2 separate regions of the Homo sapiens genome follow, and region 2 is linked to region 1. The links are chromatin contacts, found by Hi-C in ENCODE. All regions are on one chromosome and are shown on one strand. Each heading gives the region's core, a stretch centred on a gene start or an enhancer-like site at or near the end of the contact. The rest is flanking DNA. Distances are from core to core; before and after follow the strand shown. Region 1 has its middle 17 kb from the start of LRBA. Region 2 has its middle 18 kb from the start of MIR4453.

Region 1 (4,798 bases), core at 1,305-3,804:
TAGAACACTTAACAGATAAATTGATTGGATTTTTTTTTTTTTTTTTTTTAAGATAGAGTCTCGCTCTGCTGCCTAGGCTGGAGTGCAGTGGCACGATTTTAGCTCACTGCAAACTCCGCCTCCCGGGTTCAAGCGATTCTCCTGCCTCAGCCTCTCGAGTAGCTGGGACTACAGGCATGCGCCACGACGCTGGCTAATTTTTGTATTTTTAGTAGAGATGGGGTTTCACCATGTTGGCCAGGCTGGTCTCGAACTCCTGACCTCAAGTGATCCACCTGCCTTGGCCTTTCAAAGTGCTGGGATTATAGGTGTAAGCCACCGCGCCCAGTCTAGAAAAACTTTTATAATTTTTTTCAAGAAATGTAAAATACAGCCGGGCATGGTGGCTCATGCCTATAATCCCAGCACTTTGGGAGGCTTAGGCAGGCAGATTACTTGAGTTCAAGAGTTCAAGACCAGCCTGGCCAACATGGCAAAACCCCGTCTCCACTAAACATACAAAAAATTAGTCGGGCATGGTAGCAGTCACCTGTAATCACAGCTACTTGGGAGGCTGAGGCTGAGGCAGGAGAATCGCTTGAACCCGAGAGGCGGAGGTTGCAGTGAGCAGAGATCGTGCCATTGCACTCCAGCCTGGGTGACGAGAGTGAAACTCCGTCTCAAAAAAAAAAAAAAAAAGAGTAAAATACGGTCATGCCTTAATTATTCTAATAATGGCTTACATTTATTAAGCAATAATTGCTTTTGGAGTATCATGGTAAGTGCTTTACCTGTAATCCTCACCATGGGTATTCTTAGTATAGACTTTTTTTCCTTTTTTGAGGGGGGCGGGGACAGGGTCTTGCTCTGTCATCCAGGCTGGAGTGCAGTGGTGCCATCTCAACTCACTACAGCCTCAGCCTCCTGGGCTCAAGTGATCTTCCCACCTCACCCTCCCAAGCAGCTGGGACTACAGGTGTGCATCACCATGAGTGGCTAATTTTTGTATTTATTTTAAAGACGGGGTCTCCCTATGTTGCCCTAGCTGGTCTTGAACTCTTGAACTCAAGTGATCTGCCCACCTCAACCTCTCAAAGTGCTGGAATTATAAGTGTGAGCCACCATGCCTGGCACTCTTAGTATAGTTGTTTTATAGGTGAGGAAACTGAAACTTCAATAATTTGTTCAATAATTTCTCATAAATACACAGCCAGTAGGTCATGGTAGTAGCACCAGATGTGTTAGGTGCTAAAGGCTATGCTGGTAACTAGTACATAATTTTATGATGTTTATAATAGCAAAACATCAGGAAAAAACTTGAATTTAAATAACAGAAGATTGCTTAAATTGATTTATTATGGTTTAGTCATATATTAATATACAGTTATTATATTATATACAATTAATATTTAAACACAAGTGGCCACGCAGTGTCTCATGCCTATAATCTTAGCACTTTAGGAGTCCAAGGCAGGTGGGTCACTTGAGGTCAAGGGTTCGAGACCAGCCTGGCCAACATGGCGAAACCTCGTCTCTACTAAAAATTCAAAAATTAGCTGGGTGTGGTGATGGGTGCTTGTAGTCCCAGCTACTCAGGAGGCTGAGGCAGGAGAATCACTTGAACCTGGGAGGCAAAGGTTGCAGTGAGCCAAGATTGCACCACTGCACTCCAGCCTGAGCGACAGAGCAAGACTCCATCTCAAAAAACAAAACAAAACAAAACAAAGAACCAAAAAAACCCCAAAATTCCACAAGTGACATGGAAAATGTTAATGATATATTTTTACGTGAAAAAAAAGCAGGGCACAGTATGTTTGGCATAATCTCAATTCTGTAATCCACATCCATTTAGTGGGAAGACAAACATACAGCAAATGAGTGTTGCAATTATGGGTGGTTTTTTTTTTTTTTTTTTTTGAGACAGAGTCTCACTCTGTCGCCCAGGCTGGAGTGCAGTGGCGCCATCTCAGCTCACTGCAACCTCCGCTTCCCAGGTTTAAGCGATTCTCCTGCCTCAGCCTCCTGAGTAGCTGAGACTACGGGTGCGCACCACTGTGCCCAGCTAATTTTTTTTTCTTTTGTTTAGAGATGGGTTTTTACCATGTTGGCCAGGCTGGTCTCAAACTCCTGACCTCGTGATCTGCCTACCTTTGCCCCCGAACATGCTGGGATTACAGGCGTGAACCACCGCGCCCGGGCCCCTTGGGTGTGTTTTTTTCTTTCATTTTTGAGCTTTTCTACATTTCCCAAACTTCCTTCAATTAACACGCATTACTTTTGCAATTATGTAAGATCTCTCAATGTTATTTAAAGCAGAGGTAAGAAATATAGTTAAGGGAAATAAATGTACCGTCATCAATTTCCTGACATATAACGAACATTTTGTGGGGAAAGGTGGAGGGGAAAACAGCATGTGAATGTCGCTGTAGCACAAATACATGCTCTTTCCCAGGTGCAGTCACCAGTACAGATATGTCTCATAACTTTCCATTAGCAATTATCATACTAACCAGGGGCATGAGTAAGCACAATCACATCCTGATCATTTTCCTCCTTCTTGAGTCACTTTCCTCCCCTGGCTTCCCTAACTCCACATTCCTATTTTCTGTTTACCACATTGGCCTCTCCTTTCTCAATCTCCTAGTTCCTTCTCCTCTAAGCACCCCTATTTACCTTTCAAAGAGCCCCAGGCTTGGTCTTGAGTCTCCTCTACCATCTAACACAGAGAAAAAGAAAATTAAAATACCTCCCAGAGCCTGGCCAATGGCAAGCAAGTGAAGCTACTCATTGATTTCACTGCTAGTCCTCTTCTAGCTCAACTCCCGTCAGGAACACCTCAGTCACGGGTGTATTCTCCCCACTTGCTCAAGTCAAAAACCTAGAAGCCATCTTTTGTTTCTCCCTTTTTTTTTTTTTTTTGGAGACCGAGTCTCGCTCTGTCGCCCAGGCTGGAGTGCAGTGGAATGATCTCGGCTCACTGCAAGCTCCGCCTTCCGGGTTCACGCCATTCTCCTGCCTCAGCCTCCCGAGTAGCCGGGACTACAGGCGCCCGCCACTGCGCCCAGCTAATTTTTTGTATTTTTAGTAGAGACGGGGTTTCACCGTGGTCTCGATCTCCTGACCTCGTGATCCGCCCCCCTCTGCCTCCCAAAGTGCTGGGATTACAGGCGTGAGCCACCGCGCCCGGCCTTGTTTCTCCCTTTTCACTCTTCCTCACTCCCTCATGTCCAAAACAGTAACAAATCCCGTTGGTGCTCTTTACTTTTCTTTCTTTCTTTTTTTCTTTCTTCTTTTTTTTTTTTTTGGTAGAGATGGGGTTTTCAAAATATATCTTTTTTTTTTTTTTTTTTTGAGACAGGGTCTCACTCTGTTGCCCAGCCTTGAGTGCAGTGGCACCATCTTGGCTGACTGCAGCCTCGACCTCCTGGGTTCAAGTGATTCTCCCACCTCAGCCTCCTGAGTAGCTGGGACTACCGGCTGGCGCCATCACACCTGGCTAATTTTTGTTTTTTTTTTGTAGAGACAGGGGTTTCTCCATGTTGCCCAGGCTGGTCTTGAACTCGTGAATTCAAGTGATCTGCCCACCTCTGCCTCCCAAATTGCTGAGATTACAGGTGTGAGCCCCAGCGCCCGGCAAAATATATCTTGAATCCTTTTCTTTTTCTTTTCAGCCTCCACCTTGCTTAGACTATTTAAGTGTTGTCCTAAATGGTCTCTTTGCTTTTATTCTTGCCTGATCACCATCTGTTCTTCACACACAGCCAGCCAGTTGCACTCATCTCTGCATTTGGAATTGAAACCTTAGGGGATATGGCTGTGGTCTTCTTTCATTCTTCCTATTGCAAGGTTAATATTTACCAAGCTTGCTGAATTATCACAATTCCAAGTTAAATTAGTAGTACCAAAAAAACAGTGAATTCACTTTGGTTTCCAAATATTTAATAGTCAAATGTTTGGGAACATAAAAAAAAAACAAAAAGGAAAAGAACAGTAATATTAATTTGCTCAATTGTTCTGTTCACCTTGTATGCCACCACCTTGGTTAATTGGTTAATAATGGCTGAGGGTGAATTAGAAAAAGAGGAAAATTACATTCTTTTTTTTTTTTTTGGAGATGGAGTTTAGCTCTTGTTGCCCAGGCTGGAGTGCAATGGCGCGATCTCGGCTCACTGCAACCTCCGCCTCCCAGATTCAAGCAATTCTCTTGTCTCTGCCTCCTGAGTAGCTGGGATTGCAGGCACATGTCACCACGCCCGGCTAATTTTTGTAATTTTAGTGCAGACGGCGTTTCATCATATTGGTCAGGCTAGTCTCGAACTTCTGACCTCAGGTGATCTGCCTTCCTCAGCCTCCCAAAGTGCTGGGATTACAGGCGTGAGCCACCGCACCCAGCCTATATTCTTTTCTTAATTCTCACCCATCTGTAAAGAACACAACACAAAGGCTGAATGTAATAAATGTGTACTATAGTCTGGAGGTGGCTTACCAAACTTGTTTCCATTTAAGTTAGTCTTACCTCATTTTTCCAGGGCCTCAATTCAATAGATTTTTTTTCTCTCTCTTTTTGTCTTCCAAGCTTCTACGATTATGACTCATGGAACTAAAACTAGATTAGTACTGCTATGTGTTACTTTCTGTATTAGATTTTTCTCAACTAGTTAAAATGACATAAGCGAAATATATATTTTTTAAAGCTTAAACACTAAGTAAAATGTTCTAACAACCTATTTTAAAAGGTTTAATTTAGCAGAGGAATAAAGACCTTCTAATTTTACTGTACAACATAATATAGTTTTTTCTGTAGTTGCTGATCACGGAA
Region 2 (4,798 bases), core at 1,430-3,929, 1.5 Mb before region 1:
AGTGAGCTGACATCGTACCACTGCACTCCAGCGTGGGCGACAGAGCAAGACTGTGTCTCAAAACAAACACACAAACAAAAAAACCTATAAAATTTCTAGAAGAAAACAGAGGGAAAAATCTCAGTGACTGGGGGTTTGACAAAGATTTCTTAAATATAACACAAAAAGCTTGGACTATAAAAGAAAGAAAATCAATCAATTGGGCTTCATAAAATTAAAATACAAATTAAAACCACAGGGAGATACCATCACACGCCTGATAGAATGGATAATAGTAAAAAGACTGACCAAACTAAGCATTGATGAGAATGTGGAATTCTCATGTACTGCTGGTGGGCATGTAAAATGACACTCTGAAGAATGGTTGAACCATTTCTTTACAAATTACATACATACCTGCCAAATGTAAATGTATATGAATACTTATGCAGCCATTCAACCCTTAGGTTTTTCTCTCAAGAAAAACGAAAGCGAAAGTCGAAACAAACATGAGTCCACAAATGTTCCTAGTAGCTTTATTTGTAATAGCCCCAAACTGGAAACAACTCAAATATCCATCAACAGGTGAACAGAAAAACAAATTGTGATAGACCCACACAATGGAACTCAGCAATTAAAAAAAAAACAATCGTTGATACAGGAGGGAAAGAAACCAACTCAAAATAATTACGCTAAGTGAAAAAATCCAGACCAAAAAGATTTGTCTAATTATTTCCTTGTGATGGTGTTTAACTTACACCTCTATGTTTTGGAAGTTAGGCCTAAAGGCTTGATTTATTTTTGGCAAGAATACTTCCTAGATCATGCTGGGTCCTTCGTATTGTATCACATGAGGAGGTAAATAGGCTGTTTCACTGGGTGATGCTAAATTTGACTGTGTGTTTAAGGTGGTGATTGCTAGATCTCTTTCCTATGAAGGTATATTTTTTCCTTAGCAATTAGCAAGCAATCTGTGTGCTGTGCTTTAACCACAAGTGAATATCTTGTTTGGCATTTACTTTTTCCTAACAGTTTTAGTGTCCATTGGTAATCCTTGCCTAAATTGATTATTCCATTGTTTGTTTGTTTGTTTGTTTGTTTTAAAAAAGGATTGATTTTAAACATTCTGTTATTTCTTCTCGATGCATTAGCTGTTTTCTTCTTAGGCAATTGAAACCGAAAAGTTTTTGAATGGAACAACTTTTTCATGTTTGATTCCCTTGACAAATTCATATTTGCTTCTTATGGCTCCACTCAATTAACCTCTCTTCTCAAATTCTAATAATTTCCTTCTCCTTCCTAACTTCCTAGTCACAGAGGCTGTTTTCAAACTATATTGCAAATATCACTTTTTTTCATTCACTCATTCGTTCTAAATTTTTTTTGTGTCCATACTATGTCTTAGGCACTGTTCTGGGTATAAGGATGTATTATAGTGGCAAATAAATCAGATGAAGTCCCTGGCCTATATTCTAGTGGAAGTGGAGAGACAGATAAGAAAATAAATATAAATATTGGCTAGGCGCGGTGGCTCACGCCTATAATCCCAGCTCTTTGGGAGGCCAAGGCAAGTGGATTACTTGAGGTCAGGAGTTTGAGACCAGCCTGGGCAACATGGTGAAACCTTGTCTCTACCACAAATACAAAAAATTAGCCAGGCATGGTGGTGCGCACCTGTGGTTCCAGCTACTCAGGAGGCTGAGGTGGGAGGATTGCTTGAGCTCAGGAAGCAGATGTTGCAGTGAGCCAAGATCACACCACTGCACTGCGCTCCAGCCTGGGCAACAGCGCCAGACCCTGTCTCAGAAAAAAAAAAAAAAAAAAAGAGAGAAAGAAAGACAAAGAAAAGAAATAGAAATATAATAGAATGACAGGTAGAAGTAAAAGAAAGCAGCTGAAGAGGACGGGCAATGATGAGGAAAGGTGATGAAGCTATTTTAGACAGGAAGTCATTGGAACATGTATAGCTGACAGCCATCAGTGCCCTGCCCACATCCCCCAGGTCCTTTGGGATGATCTAGTATAAGCCAGTGTTACTGGAAGCATCTGTGACTCTCTGCCTGTGGCCCAAGGGCTTCTTTCTGTCTCTGTGGCAGGTCCATGCTGGGGGAACAGCTCTTACCCAAGGGCAAATGGGAGTTGAAAGACAAACACCCCAGCTTTCCTGCCCCCCGCTGGGTGGGAAAATTTTGATGTGTATTCCACATCTCCCAGAGGTTTTTGGTGGGACTGAGCCCCAATTGTTCTCAGTGGGTAACTTGGCGATTAAATATTCTGCTGGCCTCTTTCCTTTGCTGGCTCAAGTCTTCACTACTCTACTAGTTCTTCCTGGTACATTTTACACTTCAAACATACCACTTGTACTCAAATCCTTAGTTTTGGAGGAACCTAGCCTAAGTCAGGAAGTCTTAGGAATGGCCCAAGGCAGAAGACCCTCAGAATGAGATTCTAGCATTGGGTCACTTGCTGGCCAACAAAGAGCAGGTCAACAAAAACCCCATCACTGTTAGTAAGTGGGGCAGTGATGATCTCTGGAGTGCTATAGCATCACTATTACTAAGAGTCTTGCCTGTGATTAACTGCGGTAGTGTGTAGGTGGCGGGGAAATGCACTGGCTGATAGAGTAGCTCTTGAACTGAAAGATACAGGGACAATGATAATTATGAGAACTGTGGAGCTGGTTGCTTGTTGTTAACTGCTAGAGAAGCCACAAAGGAAGGAAATAGCAGGCTCAGGTGAGGTAATCATTGACTTAGAGCATGGGTTAAAAGCCAGAAATCTTTCATGGCATCATTTAAAGGGAGTCTCATCTGTAGACAGAGGGTAGAATGAGCTGAAGAATAAGACCCCAAGTTTGATCTTAAATACAACAGAGCTAAAAAGGAGACTGAGTTCACAGCCCACCAGCTTTCTTTCTTTCTCTTTCTTTTCTTCTTTCTTTCCTTCTTTCTTTCTTTTTCTTTCTTTCTCTTTCTTTCTTTCTTTCTCTCTCTCTCTCTCGCTCTCTTTCTTTCTCTTTCTTTCTTTCTTTCTTTCTTTCTTTCTTTCTTTCTTTCTTTCTTTCTTTTTTTTCAGGGTCTCACTTTGCCACCTAGGCTGGAGAGCAGTGGTGCGAACATGCCTCACTGCAGCCTCAACCTCCTGGGCTCAAGTGATCTATCTACTCTCACCTCAGGCCTCCAAGTAGCTGGGACTATAGGCATGCACCACCATGCTCAGCTGATTTTTTTTTTTTTTCATAGAGACGAGGTTTCACCATGTTTCCCAAGCTAGTCTCCAACTCCTGGCTCAAGCAGTCCACCCACCTCAGCCTCCTAAAGTGTTTGGATTACAGGTATGAGCCACTGTGCCCAGCCCCCAAATTTCTAATGCTAAAGCAAGGGACCTGAAAAAGGAGAGGGGCCCTGAGAGTTCCGATGGAGATATTTGGGTAGATGGGCTCAAGGACCTTAAAACCCCAGATTCCTCTTAAAACTGAGAGTGAGAATACTCTGGAGCCTTTCTCCTTGCTAGGAGAAATCAGACTTCTGGTGCTCGGAGACTATGCCAAGGCCTCACGTAGCAAGGGCAAATGCCTTGCAGGATGATGCTTGTCTCTAAGATCCATCCCTACCTCTCTTCATTTCTTCTAGACCAATAATGAGAAATCTTATTATGAGCCAAGCGAGGAAATACTGTTATGTGAAGAAAGGGGTTATTCACCAAAAGCACTGCAAAACCTGGCAAATAGGTACTAGCAGGAAGTGGGAGAACTCTCCTGGAAATGAATCTTAAAGGTGCCAAATCAGGGAGGGCAGAATATAAGACTGAATAGTGGACAGTTTGTTAATACAGGTGTATTATTCAGTGACACGGGACTCACTATCCTGGTAGAATGCCCAGAACTGTACCTAATACATTGCAGAAACAGCTCCTTGAAACTTGAAAATAATGATCAGATGGAGATGCTGGAACTTCTTAGAAGAGAGATGAAGAAGAGGTCAGCAAGTTCAAAGAGATTAGAAGTAAGAATGCATTTTTTTTTTTTGAGACACGGTTTCACTCTGTCACCCAGGCTGGAGTGCAGTGGCACAATCTCAGCTCACTGCAGTCTTGACTTGCTGGGCTCAAGCGATCCTCCCACCTCAGCCCTCTGAGCAGTTGGGACTACAGGCATGCACTACCGTGCCCAGCTAAGTTTTGTATTTTTTGTAGAAATGGGGTTTTGCCATGTTGCTCAGACTGGTCTTGAACTTCTGGGCTCAAGCAATCTACCCACCTCAGCCTCCCAAATCCCAATCCCTCAGCTGGGATTACTGGTGTGAACCACGGCACCTGGCCAAGAATGCATTTACTATGTAACACCAGAGAACCCACCAGCCAACAATGTTCCCTGGGAGGTCCTAGAGGACACTCCCTTATTAAAGTGATAAGCAATATGCTAGTATATTCTGAGAAGCTCAGAACTGCTTGTCCTCTAGATCAAGATTGATGGTAAGAAATGCCCCAGAGTAAATGGGAATAACAGAATTCTAGCGGCCAGGTTGGTGGTACTAGACCATCAGAGGCCCTGGCAATATAATTATGGTTACGTGTATCAGCCTGAATAAGTTAGGAACCTAATATTGAGTAGGAAACAAGTGAATCCCAGCAGAACACATGAGTCATTCAGATTTTGAAAATATGCAAAATGCCTTTTGGCTCTCTGAGCAGCAAGAACAAGTGCCTCACGAAAGGCAGCAAAAGGGGAACCAAGAAGAAAGTGGTTGATCTATTTTCTTTTTTTTTATTTTTGAGACGCAGTCTTGCTCTGTCACCAGGCTGGAGTACAGTGGCGTGA

What was found. Hi-C counts contacts between places; a loop is a spot of excess contacts on that map. Pooled maps may share reads with other maps.
Region 2: a loop to region 1 is called in a map with no recorded cell type, with 15 times the contacts of the local background. The contact joins two enhancer-like sites. A Hi-C loop is called at or near these places in 2 of 37 single-sample maps with no recorded cell type and 2 of 50 pooled maps.

Annotation. Positions count from the first base shown.
Region 1 is chr4:151,029,872-151,034,669 of GRCh38, reverse strand. No RefSeq gene overlaps it. Among named protein-coding and RNA genes, the nearest start is that of LRBA, 17 kb to the right of the region's middle. RefSeq lists an enhancer at 2,463-2,742. Within about 2 kb of position 2,554, at least 4 of the 41 ENCODE cell types and tissues checked have a DNase peak (open chromatin) inside an H3K27ac peak, as active enhancers do.
Region 2 is chr4:152,552,237-152,557,034 of GRCh38, reverse strand. It overlaps the pseudogene RPS3AP18. Among named protein-coding and RNA genes, the nearest start is that of MIR4453, 18 kb to the right of the region's middle. RefSeq lists enhancers at 2,241-2,390, 4,625-4,798. Within about 2 kb of position 2,679, at least 5 of the 41 ENCODE cell types and tissues checked have a DNase peak (open chromatin) inside an H3K27ac peak, as active enhancers do.